Linked DNA regions of Homo sapiens: region 1 is linked to region 2. Evidence: chromatin loops called from intact Hi-C (ENCODE). Cell type or tissue: PC-9. All regions are shown on one strand. Links, peaks and the distances in the headings refer to the core of each region. The heading gives the core; the rest is flanking DNA.

Region 1 (10,124 bases), core at 2,518-7,517, 250 kb before region 2:
AAACACAGGGAGGTGGTTCTGGTGCAATGATTCCAGCAGCAGACAAGTCTTTTGTTCAACAATTATAGCTTACTTGTCCATGTTATGGATTGGATTGTGTTTGCCCAATATTTGTATGTTGAAATCCTAACCCCCAGCACCTCAGAAAGTGACCTAATTTGGATGGGGTTGTTGCAGATGTAATTAGTTCAGATGAGGTCATACCGGAGTAGGATCAGCCCCAATACAATATGACTGGCGTTCTTACAAGAAGACACAGACACAGGGAGAATACCAGTGCAAAGGGGAAGGTAGAGATCAAAGTGATGCTTCTACAGGCCAAGGAATGCCAAAGAGTGCCAGGAACCACCAGAAGCTAGGAGAGAGGCATGGAATGGATTTCTCCCTTACAGCCTACAAAAGGAACGAGCCCTGCTGACACCTTAATCTTGCACTTCCAGCTTCCAGGACTGTGAGACAATAAATTCATGTTGTTTAAGCCACCCAGTCTGTGGTACTTTGTTATGGGAACCCTGGAAAACAAATACAGACCATATTTCCAAAGTTTTGAGAGACTTAACATAAAGCTCTAGTTATCTGTATATTCCAGGAACACATTATTAGAATAGAAGAAGGTTTGTATAATTCATAATAGTGAATATTTCTCCTTACTGGGTGACACATTGTTTATCTATACCCAACAAATACCATCAATCAAATCTCTCAAAATAAACTAAAAAAAAAAAAAACTCATTGATAAAATCCTGGGTTTTTCTGCACAATTATTTCCAAAGCAATGTATCATTTCCAAAGTTTAGTTAGGACCAGCTCAGGACTTCCATGAGTCAACTGATATACCTGAGAAGCATATTCCTTCCTTCCCCCAGCAAGTGTTACTGTGAATACACAGACAGGCACCAGGGATCCAATAGTGGGCAAAGCAGGTAGCCATTGTCACAATGGCTTATGTTTACCAAGGAAGACAGAAATTGATCAAACAATCACTCACATACATAGAACTATTAACTGTGACAAGTGCAATGAAGAAGTAGCATCATACTCTGCAGGCAGTTACTTCCCCTTGGAACTGTGGGCAGGCACAGCTGGGCTTACTCTGTATTCTACATGTAAAGTTGCAGTACTGTGAGTTTTCTCCCATCAAAAGAAAACACTGAATATTATATTCAGGCACCAAACTATCTGTCAAAAATAATCATATGAATAAAACATGGGCCCATAAAGAAGGAGCTGAAAGGGGTAAAGAAGAGAAGCAGAAAGGCAAGTGGGACATGAAGACAGTTAAAGAAATAGGAAACTCAGGAGAAGACGCTGACATCAGGTTTCTGCACTCAGGATTCAAGAACAAGGGAGTGAGGACATGTTCTGTGGGCATGGCAGTGGTGAAGGGCACGTGGTCAGGCATGAGACTTTGTGCAGTTAAAAGGCTCTTGCCCAAAATAAAAGCCTACCTTTGTTTGCAGCTCTGTCCTTTTAAACTGGAACATCACTGTTCAGCATGCTCTTTGCTCTATGCAATTGCAAGCACTTTAGCCTGCTGCCAAATGACGTAGCTGGTCACCAGAGAAGCTGCCGAATGCCGCTGAGCAGGGGGAAGAAAATCCATGGAATTAGTCCTGAACGTTGCAAAAGAAGCTGCACCTCTCAGCTACTGTGTTAAGTCATATTATAATTGTCTCTCGGATCACATGTGAGCTTTTTCCACAGGTGGGATAGAGCCAGGCTTCCCGGTGCCAGCATGGCCCCCCAGGCCTCTACAAACTGGTCTGCAGCTGCTGTGTCACTTGCCCTTGGCAGAATTTAACAAGATAAACTGCTTCCTTGGCATTTAGTTTTACACTTAGCATGGGTTATATTTATACTTTTTGCCTATTGGTGATGACCAACTTGGATGACCCACTTTGAGGTCACCCAAACAACCTAGGCATAACTGATTCAAAAATATCTTTAAAACAATAAATACATCACTGTATGAAAACATGAACACTTCTATTTTCTGAAACAACTATTTAGAGAACACCTTTACTGATAGCTAGAGGCTATGTGGATGAGAAAATTATACCAGTGGGGTGGAGAGCTCCATCATGAAACAAAAATAAGCTTGCATCACAAAACAGAATTCTATGGCCCTTGATTCAGCCGTGTCTGCTTGAGTTTGCATGATTCAAAATGTAGATGTGGTAGTTAATGTCAAACCATCCTTAGGTAACTAGATGTATCCCTACAATGCCCAGGTGAATAACCTGAGATGAAAGCTAGATATTTTTAATGCTTTTATGTTAAATGGAAGGCTGAAGCATGTTTAGCACATTTAGCATCATGTGTAAAAGTGAGGAGAAGGAATATGATCTGAACAGAAACAAATTATCTGTGAATAAAAGAAAAGTGGAATGTCCTGGGTGTGGAGGTTGGCGGCTGGTTCTCAGAGTCTGGGCCTGGGACCAGCAGCATCAGCCATACCTGGGAACTATTTAGAAAAACAAATTCTCAGGTCTCACACCAGACTTACTGAACGAGAAACTCTCTTGAGGGAGCTCAACAACCCATAGTTTAACAAGCTTTCTAGCGATTCTGATGCACACTCATGTTTGAAAGCATCTGAATTAGGACACGAAGACCCAAGTACAAGCGACAGAAAAGCAAGACAGAGCACACCGTCTTCCCCTAAGCAGGATTACGAGGGCAGAACTTCAATGTCTCTAAGGAAAGAAACCCTAATCCTGGAGTCTATAAATTATTAGAGTCTAACAATCTAAACAATTCTGATAAAGAGATGAAAAGTCATTAAAGTAAACTTAAATTGTTTTTCAACTGAATGGGTGACAGACATGATCCCTGTCCTTGTGACATTTGCAGAATTGCTACAAGTTCACTGTAAACAGTGTTTTCATCCCCAAATTCTTAAGTGACTGAAATCAGCCTTAAGCCCAGGCAGCTGAAGTTTTTGTGGTCTGGCAAGTATTTGGTATGACTCTCTTCACCTGAATCTGAGCATTTTCCCTCTGAATCATTCACTGAGTGAGAAGAATTCGAAAAGGAGTTAATAAAATACATTCTTTGTGGTTGGAAATTATAATATCTTCTGATCATAGACTGGCTAAGTCAGTACAAGCAAATGAGATGCAGATAAGAAACATACAACACTTCTACATTGTGTTGTCTAATTATTGTACATATCTAGAGAAATTTCTAGCAGAGGTCACTGGTCAAAGGGCATGTTGAAGACATTAAAAATTCAAGAAGGGAAAAATGTACTATAATAAAATAAGCTTGAGTATAGAGTGAATGTGGTTTGTCCAACCTAAAGCTAAGTGCCAGAGAGATTTCTTCATCCTCCTTACCACCCCAAATATTACAAGCAACTCTGAGATATTAACAAGAAAGAGTTTTATGTGACTGGAAGTTTCCTTTTGCTTTTAAACTCTTTCATTTAGCGTAGATTAAAATGGCACTGTGTGCTTATAAAAGTGACATCTATTTGCTAGTTCAGTTCCCCCAGGCTAGGAAAGTAAATGGATGTTCTGGCAAAAAGTCGTAACTAACCCTCAAAGTTGGTATACCAGCCATGCTTGAGAAACACTTTATTTAGTCAGTGTTTCCTATTATGGAAGATGGTACAAGATTACATTTTGAAAAGACTGGGAATATTCTAATAAAATTTCTTTTTTTGATATGCCTAACTGGTTTTTAAATATTGTTGTGAACCTCATATCTCTCCTACAAATAGACATTTCTAAAGATGCTTCAAAAAAGACAAACAAGGCCAGGCATGGTGGCTCACGCCTGTAATCCCAGCACTTTGGGAGGCCAAGGTGGGCAGATAACGAGGTCAGGAGATCGAGACCATCCTGGCTAACACAGTGAAACCCCATCTCCACTAAAAATACAAAAAATTAGCCAGGTGTGGTGGTGGGCACCTGTAGTCCCAGCTACTCAGGAGGCTGAGGCAGGAGAACGGCTTGAACCCGGGAGGCAGAGCTTGCAGTGAGCCGAGATCGCACCACTGCACTCCAGCCCGGGCGACAGAGTGAGACTCTGTCAAAAAAAAAAAAAAAAAAAAAAAAAAAAAAAGACAACCAAAGATGTTAGCTTCAGAGCCATCATACCAATTTAGTTCCAGCATATAGAAGTTATTTCACTGAAAAACTAACATTTGCTCAGCCAGGCCCAAGAATCTATGAGTCCATATTCAATTTTCTCTGTACATTCTCCTTCCTTCCTTCGTTTCTTCCTTCCCTCTTTCCTTCCTTCTTACCATCCTTCCAAGGATGGCAGCCTATGCTCATATATCTGCCAAAATTTTTGAGGGCACTGAAAAGAAATATACAAAATTAACAATCTAATATTTTCAACCTGCAGCTATAATCAAAACACAGATAATGCTTTAGATGAGCCTAAATTTTGTAACTTTCCCTACCATCTTATACTCACCACCAAGAATAGACAAAATTGTTTATCACTTGTTTTAAGATAATGCAATTTTACTCTGGGGTGCCATGTCATTTCTACAGATCATCAACCAAAGTTCTAGTGTAGTTCACTCCCCAGTGCTCTTCAAAGCTATATAATATGGTATGGAAACTAGTTCAGACCTTGCTAGCCTCATAACTGCTACTGAAGAGAAGATCTCTAAGAAGCATCAGCCCAGAGGGCTGCTCAAAGGAATTCAAGAATGTGGCTGAAGCTAAATTTCCTTGGGGACTTAAAAAGTTGCTGTTATTTGAGCTGGCACATAGCCAGCTTTGTTGTGCTCTGCAGCAAGTAGCTTTGCATAGGGTTAAGAAAGTCAAATTCCTCAAACAGAGGAGGACCCAGGTACCCAGTGAGTCAAGACTATGTCACACACAAACACAGACATATACAGTCTGGAAACCCTGCATTCCTGTAGCACAGTATGTCTCCACCTCAAAAGCATGGTGCTCTTTTGTTTTGTTCTCTTTCTTTCCTTTTCAGCTAAATGGGTTTTGACAGTGATGAGAGCCATGTGGGTGGTTGTCCTTCAGGTTTTGTCAATTGTATAAAACTGACTTGCCATCGTTCACCTTCTTCTAAATTTGCACTTTTCACTATAGGCATGATGTATGTCAAACCTCATTACAATGAAAACCTTTGAAAGATAGACATTTTCATACCTCTTAACTATGATTATGAGTTTTTTTTTATTTAGGCAATACACAATACAATAGGTTTTCCTTTTAACAAAAGTGTCTGGACAATCCTTGGGAGTTAATCTGAAAGAAATTGGTAACTATAAGTAAGGACAAATAATTTTAGAAGAAACCAAGTCTTGTCATTGACATAGCACTTATTTTCTCAATATTATCCCAGAAGTTCTGCTTATCATTTACTGATTTACGTGGAGAAACAACATATGGGAATGTTTCCATGTGAACCTCAATTTGCTTTCTATACCATCTCCTGGTTCCATCTCTTATTTAAACAAGTTATTTTACTTGGATAAACTGCTTGTTATTCTTGTTTTGTTTTGTTTTTACATGAAACGGATAGATTGTCTCTTAATTTCTTTGTCTAATGGGACCCAAATTAATAACACATTCTTCTGAACTTGAAGATATCTATAGCGTCAAGAGCATGAGACCAAATTGGCCAACTGACTCCCTCGTGTAAAATGAGGCAGTTGGCCTTTCTGTTCACTATACCCTAAAATCTCTGATCCCCTAAAATTGCTGATACTCCTCTAAGAGGATCAAATATTCACATTTTCCAATATATTTCATGAGTTTTTTCTATAAGGTCCAAACTATTCCATTTAATTCTGTTTAAACCAATTGATTTGTTGACTTAGTTAACAAATACATATTGAGCATTTGTATGTTCCAGGCATTTTGCTAGATGCTGCCCTTAAGAAGTTCATAGTCTATAATTTTACATATTTTATATCTGATACATATTTATGTTTTTAAAAGCTCCATATACTCTCATGTAGCAATTTCTCCATTTTGTTTATGTGTGTTAGTGTAGACATGCCCAACTAGGTCTAACACCCTTGAAACTACAGATATCTTCAAGTTCAAAAGAAAGTTTTATCAATTTTAGACCTATTAGACAAAGAGATTAAGAGACTGTTTCATATAAAAACAAATAAATCAATAATAAAAAATAATTTATCCAAGCACATTAAGGGAATACTATAGCTATTTTTATCACATTTTTCAGGTAAGGTAGAAATCAGTAATTTAAGTGCCTGATTGTGAGTGAAGATGGGTGGAATGAAATCCAAATGAGATTGGAGAAACATATTTTCCTGCAAATTCTTTCTCACTAATTCTTAACCGTATTTGCCTGGAAGTGCTATGTCACAAATCTTTAACCATTACCAATCATTACTTAAATTTGTACAGAAATCTAGTATAAAGTTAGATCAATCAGGCAAATAAATTCAGATTTCATTTCTGATTATATTTTTATCAAATTCGAATAGGCTTCAAACTCCATTAGCTAGATTTACAATTTCTAATCCAATTCCTGTAAGACCCTATAAAATGACCTATGAGTTACCGGTATTTCTAAGTATGCTAGAATATTATATTATCATTGCTTTCTATCCTGTATCTTAGAAAACACAAAGCTATTCATAGGCATAGACATTTTAACTACATCAGATTTAAGAAACACTAGACACATCACCATGCCTCTGAATATCTCCCCAACTGACAGAAAATCATCTTCTGAATTTCTCTATTAAAGATGCCTTTCTTGGGGCTCAGATGCACAGTCATCAAGAATGGCCTGATTACAATAACGATAGCTATTCATTCAGTGTCTAGGCTGTTATAGATATTGTGATTTCCCTGTATGTATCTAAAACATCCTTATAAAGTATTATCTCATTTTCTTCTAAGATAAAGGAAGTGAAATGAGGGTGGTCACCTAGATGGGATGCAGTGGAGCCAGCATTTAAACCCTATGCTCTTTCACTATGACATCTTGGGTCACTCTATTCAGCCATCATCAGCTTTCAGTAGTCCATTGTAGAATATTTTACTAGATTATTCTTCAAGATGTTTGAAAATAATGCCAGAAATATTTTTAATAGTAGAAAAAAAAACCCAAGTGATGCATCTGGGAAATGGGGCATTTCTCAAGGTGATAATAACTGAGCTTGGTTCTCTAAATAAAGTTATTAGCTAGAAAAAGACACACAACACAAGACTACAAGATTTGGAGAAAACAAATACAATAATAATAGCTAGCATTCACTGAAAACTTACCATGTGCATCCACTGTCCTAAATGCTACCCATATCTTAACTCATTTAAGCCTTTAAGATCAGAGAAATATACCAAATTTGGAGAAATCTCAGGGAAACAAGTAGACAAGAAAATAAGAACATTCCAAGCAAACTCTTCCTACTTCAGGGACACTCCTTTGCCTAGACAGATACCTTGAAAAGTGACCCTGTAACTATCTGGACACATCACACTCTTCTAACCAAGAACCTACAACCTTAAATAAAGTATATTACCTATATAAGAAGCAGAGACAAATCCAGGTTTGCTGGGCTTAACAGTTATGCAATTTGGGAGTCCCCTCACTAAGAAAAAGAGTACAAAATTGTGGATGCAAAAGTGCTTGTGAAAATCACTGTGTTCATAACTGATTGCTAGTATTTTATGTTTTTTTAATTTTACAAGAACATATGATCACATCAATGCACCTCAAGAGCTCTTGTTGAGACTTGGAAGGGGCCCGAGCAAGTGAGGAGTCTAAAGCTTGAGTTTCATTTACTTCACAGTATATCTGCTTCTGACAACAAGCAAGACTGAAGTTAATCCATTTAGCATGATGATGAAAATGAAGTCATCAATGAAGTTGCAAGCTTAGGATATCCTTCACATTAACCACCAGTAGCCCAACTATTTAACTAAAGGAACTTTGTAATATCTGGACTCAGAAACTGAGATAAATGCCATAACCAATCATCCAACCGGAGACTGAGGTACATGTAATCAGGTTCAAAAGTGACTCTAAAGGTACTTGCCTGGCAGCATGACAAAGTGGCATATTATTACACTCCTTAAACACTTTGTGAGAAGCAGCAATCACGTCTCCCTCCTAAATGTATCCAAACACATCAGAGCATTAGACAAACAACTCTAGACATTTACCACATTTCCATTCTTGTATATTGACCCAAGGGATAGGGAGGGACAAGGCTTGGTGAGGCAGAGAGCATCCTGTTACACATAACCCACCCAAAAGTACAGAATTCATTTCTTGAATTGCTATGACACCCTGGGCCCCTTTGTTTCTCAATAATAGATGGACTCATGTTTCCTTCCACCTTATAAAAATTCCCTTAGAAGGAATTTAAATGCAGTCTGTGAGCATTAAAACATTCTTTACTGGGACCACCCATTCATAATGCTACCCTAGAAAAGATAAAGAAAAATGAAATCTAGATATAAGAACCAAAGGGATCAGGTGAACAGGATCTTAATCACTTCCACAGAGAATAAGCTAGTGAAATGAACTAGCATGGTTTTCCCTTCAAAAGCAATCCTGAAATGAAAGAAAAATGTCTTATGTTGGGTGAAACATACATTTTTAGATGGTAGACACAAACTGAATTATTTGCACCCTTAGATTTTTTGAAGGCCAGAGAGATCAAACATTTCCCTGCTGTTTGTTTGATTTGGTCTGAGGTGAAGCCAAGAGATGTGGTGATGGAAGCTTGGAAAAACAATTAAAAAGAAATGTATGCAGTGGTTTTTCTGGGATCCTAATTAACTGGCCCATTTCTAGGTAACATTAGGGAAGTTGTGGGCTGTGATTATTATCTCTTTAAAGTCCTAATTAAAATGTCAAACTGTAAGGTAGAAAGTCTTCAAAGCTGCATGTAATTTGATTGTGTTGGCTTATTGGAAAAATGGCCTTGGAAATACAAATAAACCAGCCACTAAAAAGATCCCAGAAGTCCAGGCTTTTTTCCAGAAGTATAATCTGTTGAACCAATAGCATTTTATAACTAACCACTCACCAAGTGGTAGACATCCAAATGTCAAAGCCTGTTTCATAACATGGTAACACATAACATGCTGCAGAAGAATGCCTCTCCATTGCATATTTCGGTTTGAAAAGGGTGTTTGGGGTTAGTTCACCTACAAATGCTTATGTGCTTATCACCCAGACTTAAATGTTCTTACTTGGTGAGCTTCAGAAGTTGCCGGCACCCTACCCACTTTCCAAATTAGTCTGCTAGAGTTTTGTAGCTCTAAAAGAATCCCTGCATACTGTGGCAGACTTCTGTTATTCTGAAGTATCAAAATCTCAGCAGAATGAATTCCCTATCACATCTGTGCATGGGTATTAGAGAAGCTGCCCCTCACTTATAAAACTCAGGCAGATATGACACGTTGAGATGTTAGTAAGAAAAAAAAGCCAATCAAAAACTGGCTTAAACAACAAAGACACTGGTTGTCACATAGCAAGTACAGCAGTGAATACAATATCTCAACGACATCAAATGACCTACTTTCTTTCGATTTTTCCACATTGCCATTCTCAGACAGTCAGCTGCTCCTCTCATCATCACACTGTGGTTACATCAGTTCTACGCATCGTCTCCTTATAACCATTTTGAAAGGGAGGAAAACAGGAATGTTGCCTCCCATGCATGTCCTTTTATCCTTTCCTAGAAACCCTTCAGCACACTTGCCACCACACTTCATTCTCCATAGTTGTATCATATGCCCATGCCTAAACCAATCATGTTCTTTCAATGGCAATTACTGTGACTAGAGAGCTAATCAAGACTCATCTCCACTCCCACAGCTAAGGAGGGATTCAGTCTCCCCTGATGTACATGCATGTCATACTGATATTGAAAAACAAATTATAAGTGTATTTGCAAGAAAAAAATGGAAGAAACGCTGGGTAGGACACCAACATTGCCCACCCCAGTAAGTGGTACATCTACTGCATCACTGTCAGTAGGTTCCAGGCGTGGGCAGATTTGTATTGACATGTTGATCACAGTCTCTCTTCTATCTCCACTCATGGCAACATGTTTATAAAATACCTAGTCAAGGCCTTTGGCCATGAATAAAAGAAAAAATTATTTCCACCTTGAAATTCCTCTATTCATTCACTTGTTTATTCACAAA
Region 2 (10,124 bases), core at 2,180-7,179:
TTGACTTTACACTCACTACATTCTAATAGATGAGTGAGTCTTTAATGTTTTCCTCTTGACAACATTTTTTGGATTGATGCCAGATTCCCGAAGGGCATTTCTGGATGGAAAGTTTTAAAGCAATAAAAATGTTCTCCAAGGACATAAGACTATTTTTAAAAGTTTTGAAAGTGGTACTAATATCAATATAGATGTTTATTGGAGACACAGGTAGAAAACAAGAAAAGCAAAGTAATATTTTTGAATATATTTTTCAATATTTTGTATTTCACAATTGGTGAGTTACGCTTAGTAGGCATTTTTTCCAGGTTGTATAAATAAGAAAATGTAACTAACATGTTATTCTCCCTTTATCCTGGTAATCATTTTTTCCCAACTTCTAATTTGGAGAAGCCAACCTCGCAAGTTTAGTTAATTTTATCTCTGTGTTTTGCCCCCACTTTTCCCTATTCTCCTACAATTGTCACTCACATGTCTTTTTTTCCATTTCCACAGGTACCACTTCAGCTTACCTCCCGATGCCTGAATTGTAACAAAAGCCTTCCAACAGTTTCCTTCTCTACATTTTCTCTCCTCTCTGGTATATTCCCAACACAGATGTCAGGATAACTTCCCTTATATAATTTTCATCACATTTTCTCTTTCAGATAAGAACCACCAGTTGCTTCCCACTGCCTGGTTTATCAGTGTGCGTTCACCATAATGTTTGTGGTAGGCCACTAATATATGACCTTGCTCCCAGACGACCAGGCCTCCAAATTTATAACTTAGTACAGTGTCTTCTAAAATATCTCCTCTTTTCGTAGAAGCCAGTTCTCTCTGATCAATCCCTTTATTTGGCCTGCTCGTTCTAGCTACCTATAATGCCTGCTTCTCAAGAGCCTTATAGAAATGTTTCTGGCTTTATCTCATACACCTCTGATCACTTCCGCAATCTGTCCGTGAAAATTCATTGCAATGTTCTCCTTGGAGTCCATACTCAATTATAGATGAGACACTTGCTAAGTGAATTTCTCTTTGATTTTGAATGAGAATAGACCCCACACACAGAATTCAATGCACAGTACATTATAAGATGAATTGACATCATCACTATCACGCAGTCCCAATGCATCCAAATGCCAACTCCACTGGGGGTAAAAAAAGAACAAAAAAACCCCCAAATAAACAAAAAACTAGGTCCTTCTAGTGTCATCCCAGAACTGAAACATGACCCTGTTATTGCATTTGTTAACTTGTTATATAGTCCTTGAGGCTAAAATTTACGCTGCAAGAAGAGTTTCTTCTTGTGTAGAGGATACAGCGCCACACAATAACAATGACTGACATTAGTAGGTTTTCAATAAATTAATCAATCCATCCAGTTAATAAGGAGTATACATTATGTGTCAGGTATTGTCTTATGTAAAGCAGATTTATCAGCGAACAAAGGAACTTAATTCTGGTGACTTGTTAGTTTCCTCCTAAAGGTTGAGCCTCCCTACTGTGAACATTTGAAATCCAAAACACCCTAAAATCTGAACCTTTTTGAACACTGACATGATGCCACAGTGGAAAATTCCACACCTGACTTCGTGATAGGCTGCAGTCAAAATGCAGGTGCACAACACACAGTTTATTCAGTGTCCTCAAGGGAAAAATACAGCTATCTTCAGGCTATGTGTATAAGGTGTATATGAAACATAAATGAATTTTGTGTTTAGATTTGGGTCCCATCCCTGAGATTTCTCATTATGTATATGCAAATATTCCAAAATCCAATTTTTAAAAAATCCCAAATCTGAAACGCTTCTGGTCCCAAGCATTTTGGTTCAGGGATACTCAAGTGTACTTATTGCTACTTATTTGTTCACTTGTTTTCTGAAATATTCTATGGCTATGACTGCATCTTATGCTTTTTTGATATTACTCCACAGAATGGGAGCTGTTTGCATACATGGTAGTCAGTGACTATTTGCTAAATAGTTGCATGGAATGTTAGAAACCTAATGACTTAGTAAAACTTATAAATAAGTGAGACTACTGCCCCCTAGCCTAAAATTCATTCCCTGCGCTCACTCAACATCATAGTTCTTTAGGAAGACAAGTTGTTCTATAGCATAAAGATACAACCTATTTAGATAGTCTAAAGATTCTCCTCTGTTTCTCAAATACAGTCAGTTATGCAGCTCAAAATGCCTCTCATTTTCCTGCTTTTTTTTCTTCTACTATTGTTGCCTCCAGGCTTTGCAGAAACACATGTTATTCTCCCCCTAAAATCTGTTCCTCTTCTAGTTTTCTCTCTGCCAGCAATGGCACCACACAGTCTTTTGGTTTTGCACCAGAGAATTAGAGATGAACCCCTCATCTCTAATCTATCACAAGTTTCCTCAGATTTAAACTCTCAAATCAAGATGTTTCTCACCATTTCCATTACTATTGTCCCCAGCTAATATTATATTCTTCCTGGGACTGGAATTAGTCTCCTAAATGGCCTCCCCATTTCCATTTTTCCCCCCAACTCTTCTCCACATTACTGAATTTTCCATTGAAAATACAAATTTGGCCAGGCACGGTGGCTCACACCTGTAATCCCAGCACTTTGGGAGGCCAACACGGGCAGATCACCTGAGGTCGGGAGTTCGAGACCAGCCTGACCAACGTGGAGAAACCCTGTCTCTACTAAAAATACAAAATTAGCCAGGCGTGGTGGCACATGCCTGTAATCCCAGCTACTAGGAAGGCTAAGGCAGGAGAATCGCTTGAACCCAGGAGGCGGAGGTTGTGGTGAGCCAAGATCGGGCCATTGTACTCCAGCCTGGACATCAAGAGCGAAACTCCGTCTTTAAAAAAAAAAAAAAGAAAAGAAAATACAAATCTGTCCATGTATTCCCAGCCTGCTTAAAACCCTGCAATCAGAGCTCTTAGAATAAAACTAAAATTTTTAACATGGTCCATTCTACCCATGGTAAGCAGAATTTTGGCCCCCAAAGATACCCATATCCCTGGAGCCATGTTATGCAAGGGGATATTAAGGTTGTGAATCAGTTGACCTCCAGATATGGCAATTTGTCCTGGATTACCGAGGATGACCTAATGTAATCAGGAAAATCCTTAAAAGTAGAAAAGAGAAGCAGAAGAGCCAGAGAAGGAGATGCAAGGACAGAAAAAAGATGAGACCTTGAAAGGAGAATTCAATCCATCTCATTTTCTCAATTTTCATCTCATTTATAAATTCTATAAAGTTAAGGGCTGCGTTTGCTTTTTTGCCTACCAATGTATCCATTGCAGACACTCAGTAAATAGTTTCTAAATGCATAAAGAAACTACTCCGGATAAGAACTCTTACATTTTTATCAGATAAATCACTGTATTACTTAAATATGCTTATCTTCTTTATAAAAACTGAATGGTGCCCCTAAAAAGAGACCAGGTCTTAAACCGTGAAACCTGTGAATGTTATCCTATCAGTAACATCTTTGCAGATGTGATTAAATTAAGGTCCTTGAAATGAGGTTATCCTGGATTATCCAGTTGGGCACCATATGTCATCCCAAGTGTCCTTATAAAAGAAAAAGAGAGAGAGATGAGACACAGAAAAGAACACAGTGTAACAAGAGAGGGGCGTATGTAGACGTGGCCACAAGTCAAGAAATGCCAGCAGTCACCAGATGCTGGAAGAGGCAAGAAAAGGGTTCTCCCTTAGGGTTTTCAGAGGGAGTCAGGTCCTGCTGACACTTTGATTTTGGCTCAGCAAAACTGACTTCAGACTTCTGGCCTCCAAAACCTACGACAGGATACATTTCTGTTCTTTTAAGCCAATATGTTTTTGATAATTTGTTACCACAGCCACAGGAACTAAACGAATACACTCTCCTTTGGATTTCTAATCATCTCTTTCCTTTCTGGAATGCCCTTCTTCCTTCTCTTCATATTTCAATAAATGTTTACTAAATAAAGAACAATGAATGGCCAAATCGTATAGTTCCTCCAAGTGTCATTTCTTTCATAAAGCATTCTCTGAATACTTTAGGCCACGTAAAACTCTCCCATCTGTGTGCAAAGATAATACATGTTATATAATTTTGCAATCTGGGACTTGTAAACCCACTGGTATATTTTTCTTATTATCCCAAAGAAGCAATGCTGTGTTTAATTTTTCCTGGTGTCCCTCAAACTGTGCACGAAGCCCAATCTATGGGCACAGAGGACCTGGAATGCTCTTCCCCCGATGTGCGTAGGGCTCTGTAGTTCACTTCCTTCAGATGCTTGCTCCATTGTCAACTTATCAGAGAGGACTTTGCTGACCCCTCATCCCTCTACTTTCTTACCGTACTGTATTCTACTCTAGAACACTTTTCATACCACCTGATTTATTTTTTATATACGATGTCTTTTACCCTTCTACAATGAGACAGCGAATTCCAACACGGTAGGGGCAGTGACTAGCATATAGTAGGAATTCAGTAAATGTTTATTGGGTGAATCACTGAATATAAGGAAATGCCTAAATCTTTCTATTGCCATCAGTTGACTAAGTAGTCTGAACACAGGTCATTAAAATGGTAGCTCCTAACATTTCAAATACTATCTCTGAATTTGATCAAGACTCAGAATTTCAACTCCAGTAGCCCCTTTATTAGGTTTTAGAAGTCAATGACTCATTACGAAACCACTTAGGTTAAAAAAAGAAGTCTTTTTCTTTCATTTGGTTACAAGGAAGTATTGAAAGTTGAGATGAGAAGAATAAATTATGGAATGCAGCTCCCTGTCTAATATTTGCATTATTATGTTTCAGACATACATTGCTTAATACAATGTTAAGCAATAACAAATCAACGGTGGAGTGAACTAACTTAAAAAATGGTATTTAACCAAAAAAAATCTGTATTAATATTATATTCTTTATTCTATTTCCACAAATGAGATTCAAATTCATTTTACTTTCAAATAACTAAAATGTTTGATTGTGAAGCTATTATACAAAAATAATTCAGATAATCCTCATTCTAGCAGATACATACAAGATGTAGCTCAGAAGCTGAGTTCAGACAAAACAATTTTATGCAAAGGCTAACAAACATATGGGATAAGTTACCAAAAGAGAATTGCTGAAACAAGAAACACCAATATGTTCTACTGAGAACAAGGCGGGTATTTACATATGATCCAAATGAGGGGTGTGGAAGAAGAGTAAAATAAAAATTTAAGACCACTGGAATTCTCCCCAGCAATGTGTGCCTGAAGTAAACTCATTGTCTTTACTATAATTAAAAGACAATAAAGTATTCTATGACCTTCTTAAATATGTTTATTGTTGACATTTGTTAGATCCCTTATAATGAAATCTGTGGACCACCCAAATCCTGTTATTCTAATATAATTTGTCTAAAATTAACACATTATTGAAAATCATATTCTTAGTTTGTACATCTTAGAAACAGCTGATTACCCTCTTTCTGTGATGACTAGTCTTTACCTTGTGGGGTAAAAAAGAGAAATTGAGGAGATAATTCAAACTTCCCCACTCCTTTGAGCAGAACTATAATCTTAAATGGAGCAACAGTTTGTTTTGATGAAGGAGTAAGAAGGTTGACTAGCAATTATTTCATGCTGTCAAATTTGAAGAACAAACAACCAAGTTAAACGCAGTCTCTCCAAAAACAAAGGCAAATAACACATAATCAAATTCTTTCTTATAGAAAGTGACTTTTCCATGAACTGAGACCAAAGAAAGCACTCACTGAATGAAATTTATAGTAACCAGAATAACAAAGCATTGTCTCAAACTTTCATCCTCTGGAATATGGAAAAATTCTTATTATTTTACTTTGAAAGAATATTCAGTAATGGAACTTATTGTAAATGTGAAAGATCTCTCTGTGATTAGTTAGTTCAGCTAGCTAGATCAAAACACAAATAAGTCTGAATCAGGTATATAGGACACACTCTCATCTTTCTTTTCTAGCACATAAAATATGTCATTAGTGATAGGTAGGACCAAACCAGAGATAAAGGGAAAACTATTTTTTAATCCATCATCATTATTGCTAAAACAAACAAACAAAATAAAAAGTTCATGATCTATTAATAATGGGTGAATACTACTTCATTCAAATATTATTTTGACTGTCTCATTTTCTATTAATTCTTCAAGCTACTATAAAAGGGCTCTCATTTATTCTTAAAAGCACCATTTCCCTGCCAACTTCTGAGTCCAATGGACATTTTAAATTGCTTCCTAACTTGACCTGTCTGCTACACAGAATACTATGAACCATATCCTCAATTTTTCTATTTTTTCCACAGCAACATCCTCTCCTTTTACCTCTCCAATACCTCATTTCTCTATATGCTTTTCTGGTTCTACTTCTTTTACCATCCCCTTCAATGTGAATCCTCTCCAGGGTTCTATCTAAAACTCTCTTCTTATTCTAGACTTAACCTCTAAACAACAACAAATATGAAAACGGCTCTGACAAGTACCCATATAAAAAGAACTCCCAAATTGGCCCTCCCAAAAGAAACCACCCTTTTGCTGATTTTACGATCAAAATTCCAATAGTTTATTAGAAAACTTGGCCCACATATCTTAAGGGTACTTCAAAAACAGCATCTAAATCTAAACTTGTTATTGTCTTCTATTTTCCCAGAGATTGAAGAGCATGAGTTTTGAAGCCAGATAAATATCCAGCTCTGTCACCACCTAGTTACACAGCTTTAATTAATGCATTTACATTCCTTGAGAATTGCTTCCTAGCTACTTTGAAGGGCCATTATTATGAGAATTAAATTTGATTATATAATGGCCCTTCACAAACATGTTCCCGAGTTTAGTTTTCTCTTTTTTGTAGACCCTCTCCGAGGACCTTACAGTCATTCCAGAAATTTCTACTTCTCTCTGCATCCATAACCAATAGTAACACAATCTAAACCATTAACCATCTTCATATCTCCAGCATTTACCCCTTCTGTATAACTACTGCTCTCATTTTAGGTGGATGCCTCCTCATTCTCTAATGCAACTGCCCATGTATATCCCTGCTTCTAACTGAATCTTTAAACCACTCCTCTGAAATAAAAAATACTGTGACTTCTTGATGTTCAAGGGCTAATGTTTTATGTTCTTAACATAGGGCCAGCGTGCCCTTTCCACTTGGCCTCCACCTGCCTTTTCAAGTTTTATCAAGTACCAGTTTCCCTGGTACCATATGCTACAGTCACCAACTACTGATGTTGTATGGCCTGTGCCCTATCAAAGGTGCAGAACCTGTCTTTGCGCCTTTTTCCTAGAATCGGATACAGTGCCTGGTAGAAAGTATGCACAGAACAAATGCTTGTTGAATTAAAAGTTTCTACGGCTTAATACTGATTTTTAAAGTATTTATGGCTGCTGAAAGAGTGCTTTCTGAGACCTAATGTGAACGTAATATTAAAAGGTCAAAAAAGGATTTTTTTCTCCTTACTCAAGACTAATTATCCCAACAGTGAAAGAAAACTCTATTATAAGTAATTAAAATAGCCGTACCAGAACAGCTTAGTAATACAATTCAATTAAATTAAGCAATATATGTTAGGGACAGACAAAATATTATACAAAGAGAGAGAGAAGGCCAAGGCGGGTGGATCATGAGGTCAGGAGATCGAGACCATCCTGGCTAACGTGGTGAAACCCCATCTCTACTAAAAAATATAAAAAATTAGCTGGGCGTGGTGGCGGGCACCTGTAGTCCCAGCTACTCCGGAGGCTGAGGCAGAAGAATGATGTGAACCCGGGAGGCGGAGCTTGCAGTGAGCCAAGATAGTGCCACTGCACTCCAGCCTGGGCGACAGAGTGAGACTCCGTTTCAAAAAAAAAAAAGAAGAGAGAGACAGCCCTACCTTAAACATAAGCTACAAACTGCTGTGATTCCATCAGCCTACAGACATTTCAGCAGTAGTTACAGAGGGGACTGACAAGAAGCAGTTTGTCTGAAAGATGGAGGAGACACGTAGAAACACCTCATTCTAAGAAAAGAGGGGATCAAGTTTTGTCCATTAATAAAGCTTTAGCAATAACAAAAATGAATAATTCTTAGTAGAACATGGGATGTGTAATTAGGATTCATTGCCAGTCCAGAGATAAAGGAGAGATATCAGTGACTTAAGAATGAGAGAGACAAGGCTGGTGCTATGGCTCTCACCTGAAACCCCAGACTTTGAGAGGCCAATGCAGGAAGACTGCTTGAGGCCAGGAGTTCAGGACCAGCCTAGGTAACATAGTGAGACCCTGCTTCTATAAAAAATAAAAAGGCTAGCCAGGCATAGGGGTGCATGCTTGTGGTCCCAACTGTTTGGGAGGCTGAGGCAAGAGGACTGCTTGAGCCCAGAAAGTCAAGGTTGCAGTAAGCCTGGGCAACAGGTGAGACTCCATCTCTAAAACAAACAAACAAAGAAAAAGAGAGAGAGAGAGATTTAAAATAAACTTGTAAGAAATGTTTCATTAAAAGAATTAAAAAGTTATTAGAAAACTTGACCCCCTTTTTTTTTTTTTGAGACAGAGTCTTGCTCTGTCACCCAGGCTGGAATGCGGCGGCGCGACCTCAGCTCACTACAACCTCAGCCTCCCAGTTCAGGCAATTCTCCTGCCTCAGCCTCCCGAGTAGCTGGGACTACAGGCACGTGCCACCACGCCTGGCTAATTTTTTGTATTTTTAGTAGAAGCAGGGTTTCACCGTGTTAGCCAGGATGGTCTGGATCTCCTGACCTCGTGATCTGCCTGCCTCAGCCTCCCAAAGTGCTGGGATTACAGGCGTGAGCCACCGCGCCCGGCTGACCCACATATATTAAGGGTACCTCAAAAACAGCATCTAAATCTAAACTTGTTATCCACTATTATTTTCCCAAAGATCGAAGAGCATGAGTTCAAATCAATCCTCAATCTTTTTAAATCATCAGGAAAATCAAGTGGCAAAAAACAGTGCCTTAAAACCTAATTTAACTAGATAAACCCAAAGAATGCCATGTGGTTCCTTAAGTTTCTAATGCATCAGCAGTGGCACCAGTGAGGAGTACACAGCCCTGTGGGAGATGGTGGCCATGCCCATCAATAATGGAGGCCAGCGGCACCACAGCAGTCAGCAGGGACAGCTGGGAGGCCTCTGCAAATGTGGGGTGCAACACAACTAAGCAATGAGGCTTAAGAATTGTGGTGGCTGGCCGGGTGTGGTGGTTCACGCCTGTAATCCCAACACTTTGGGAGGTCAAGATGGGTGGATCATGAGGTCAGGAGATCAAGACCAGTCTGGCCAACAGGGTCATCTCTGCTAAAAATACAAAAATTAGTCGGGTGCAGCGGCGAGCACCTGTAATCCCAGCTACTCGGGAGGCTCAGGCCGGAGAATCACTTGAACCTGGGAAGCGAAGGTTACAGTGAGCTGAGATCACGCCACTGCACTCTAACCTGGGCATCAGAGCAAGACTCCATCTCAAAAAAATCGTGGTGGTACATGGAATACACACAGCAATATACAGCCAAAAAGGCATTGGTATCCAACAGAGGCAGCAAAGCCTGGTGGCAGAAATAAACATACTCCAAGCAAGGATCAGATAGTTCAGCTCACACTAAGTAAAAACAGTGACTAGTGAACTCCCAAATTTCATGTCTATCTGGAATCTCAAAATGGGACTTTATTTGGAGATAGCGTGAGTCAAGGATTTGAAGATGAAATCAGCCTAGATGTAGGGTGAGTCCTAATACAGGACTGGTGTCCTCACATGAGAAAAGAGAGAGATTTAGACGCAAAGACACAGACATACAGAGAAGAAGGCCATGTGAAGACAAAGGAAGAGAATAGAGTGCTGCAGCTGCAAGCCAAGTAACGCTAAAGATTGCCAGCCACCACCAAAAGCTGAGACAAAGAAGCACTCTTCCCTACAGCCTGCAGAGCAAGCATGGTCCTGCCAACACCTTGATTTCTGAGTTCTAGGCTCCAGAACTGTGAGAGAATAAATTTCTGTTGTTCTAAACCACTCCGTTTGTGGCGCTTTGTTATGGTAGCCCTGGGAAACTGACATACGATGTTTCTTTGCTAATTAGGCACCTGTCATATGCACATTGGAGATAAACGTTTAGGACTCCCCTAAAATACTTGCAGTGGCAGGAG

Evidence for each region. A loop is a pair of places that touch in the nucleus more often than their neighbours do. Peaks named below come from ENCODE experiments on the same cell type or tissue, not always from the same donor. Only the 100,000 strongest peaks of a DNase experiment are listed, where the experiment ranks them.
Region 1: a loop joins it to region 2, with 14 times the contacts of the local background. A loop is called at or near these places in 1 of 110 quality-filtered maps.

The regions. Positions count from the first base shown.
Region 1 is chr14:80,386,230-80,396,353 of GRCh38, forward strand. It overlaps DIO2-AS1 (DIO2 antisense RNA 1), which reads left to right. Exons shown (of 9, transcript NR_038355.1): 6 at 7,754-7,957. Among named protein-coding and RNA genes, the nearest start is that of DIO2, 180 kb to the left of the region's middle. In PC-9, for the core only: no CTCF peak of the experiment used is centred there; DNase peaks (open chromatin) are centred at 2,972 and 4,802; H3K4me3 peaks cover 429 bases; H3K27ac peaks cover 2,858 bases.
Region 2 is chr14:80,634,262-80,644,385 of GRCh38, forward strand. The region is part of intron 19 of CEP128 (centrosomal protein 128); the gene reads right to left. Among named protein-coding and RNA genes, the nearest start is that of CEP128, 300 kb to the right of the region's middle. RefSeq lists an enhancer at 4,256-4,425. In PC-9, for the core only: no CTCF peak of the experiment used is centred there; a DNase peak (open chromatin) is centred at 4,550; H3K4me3 peaks cover 1,856 bases; H3K27ac peaks cover 4,859 bases.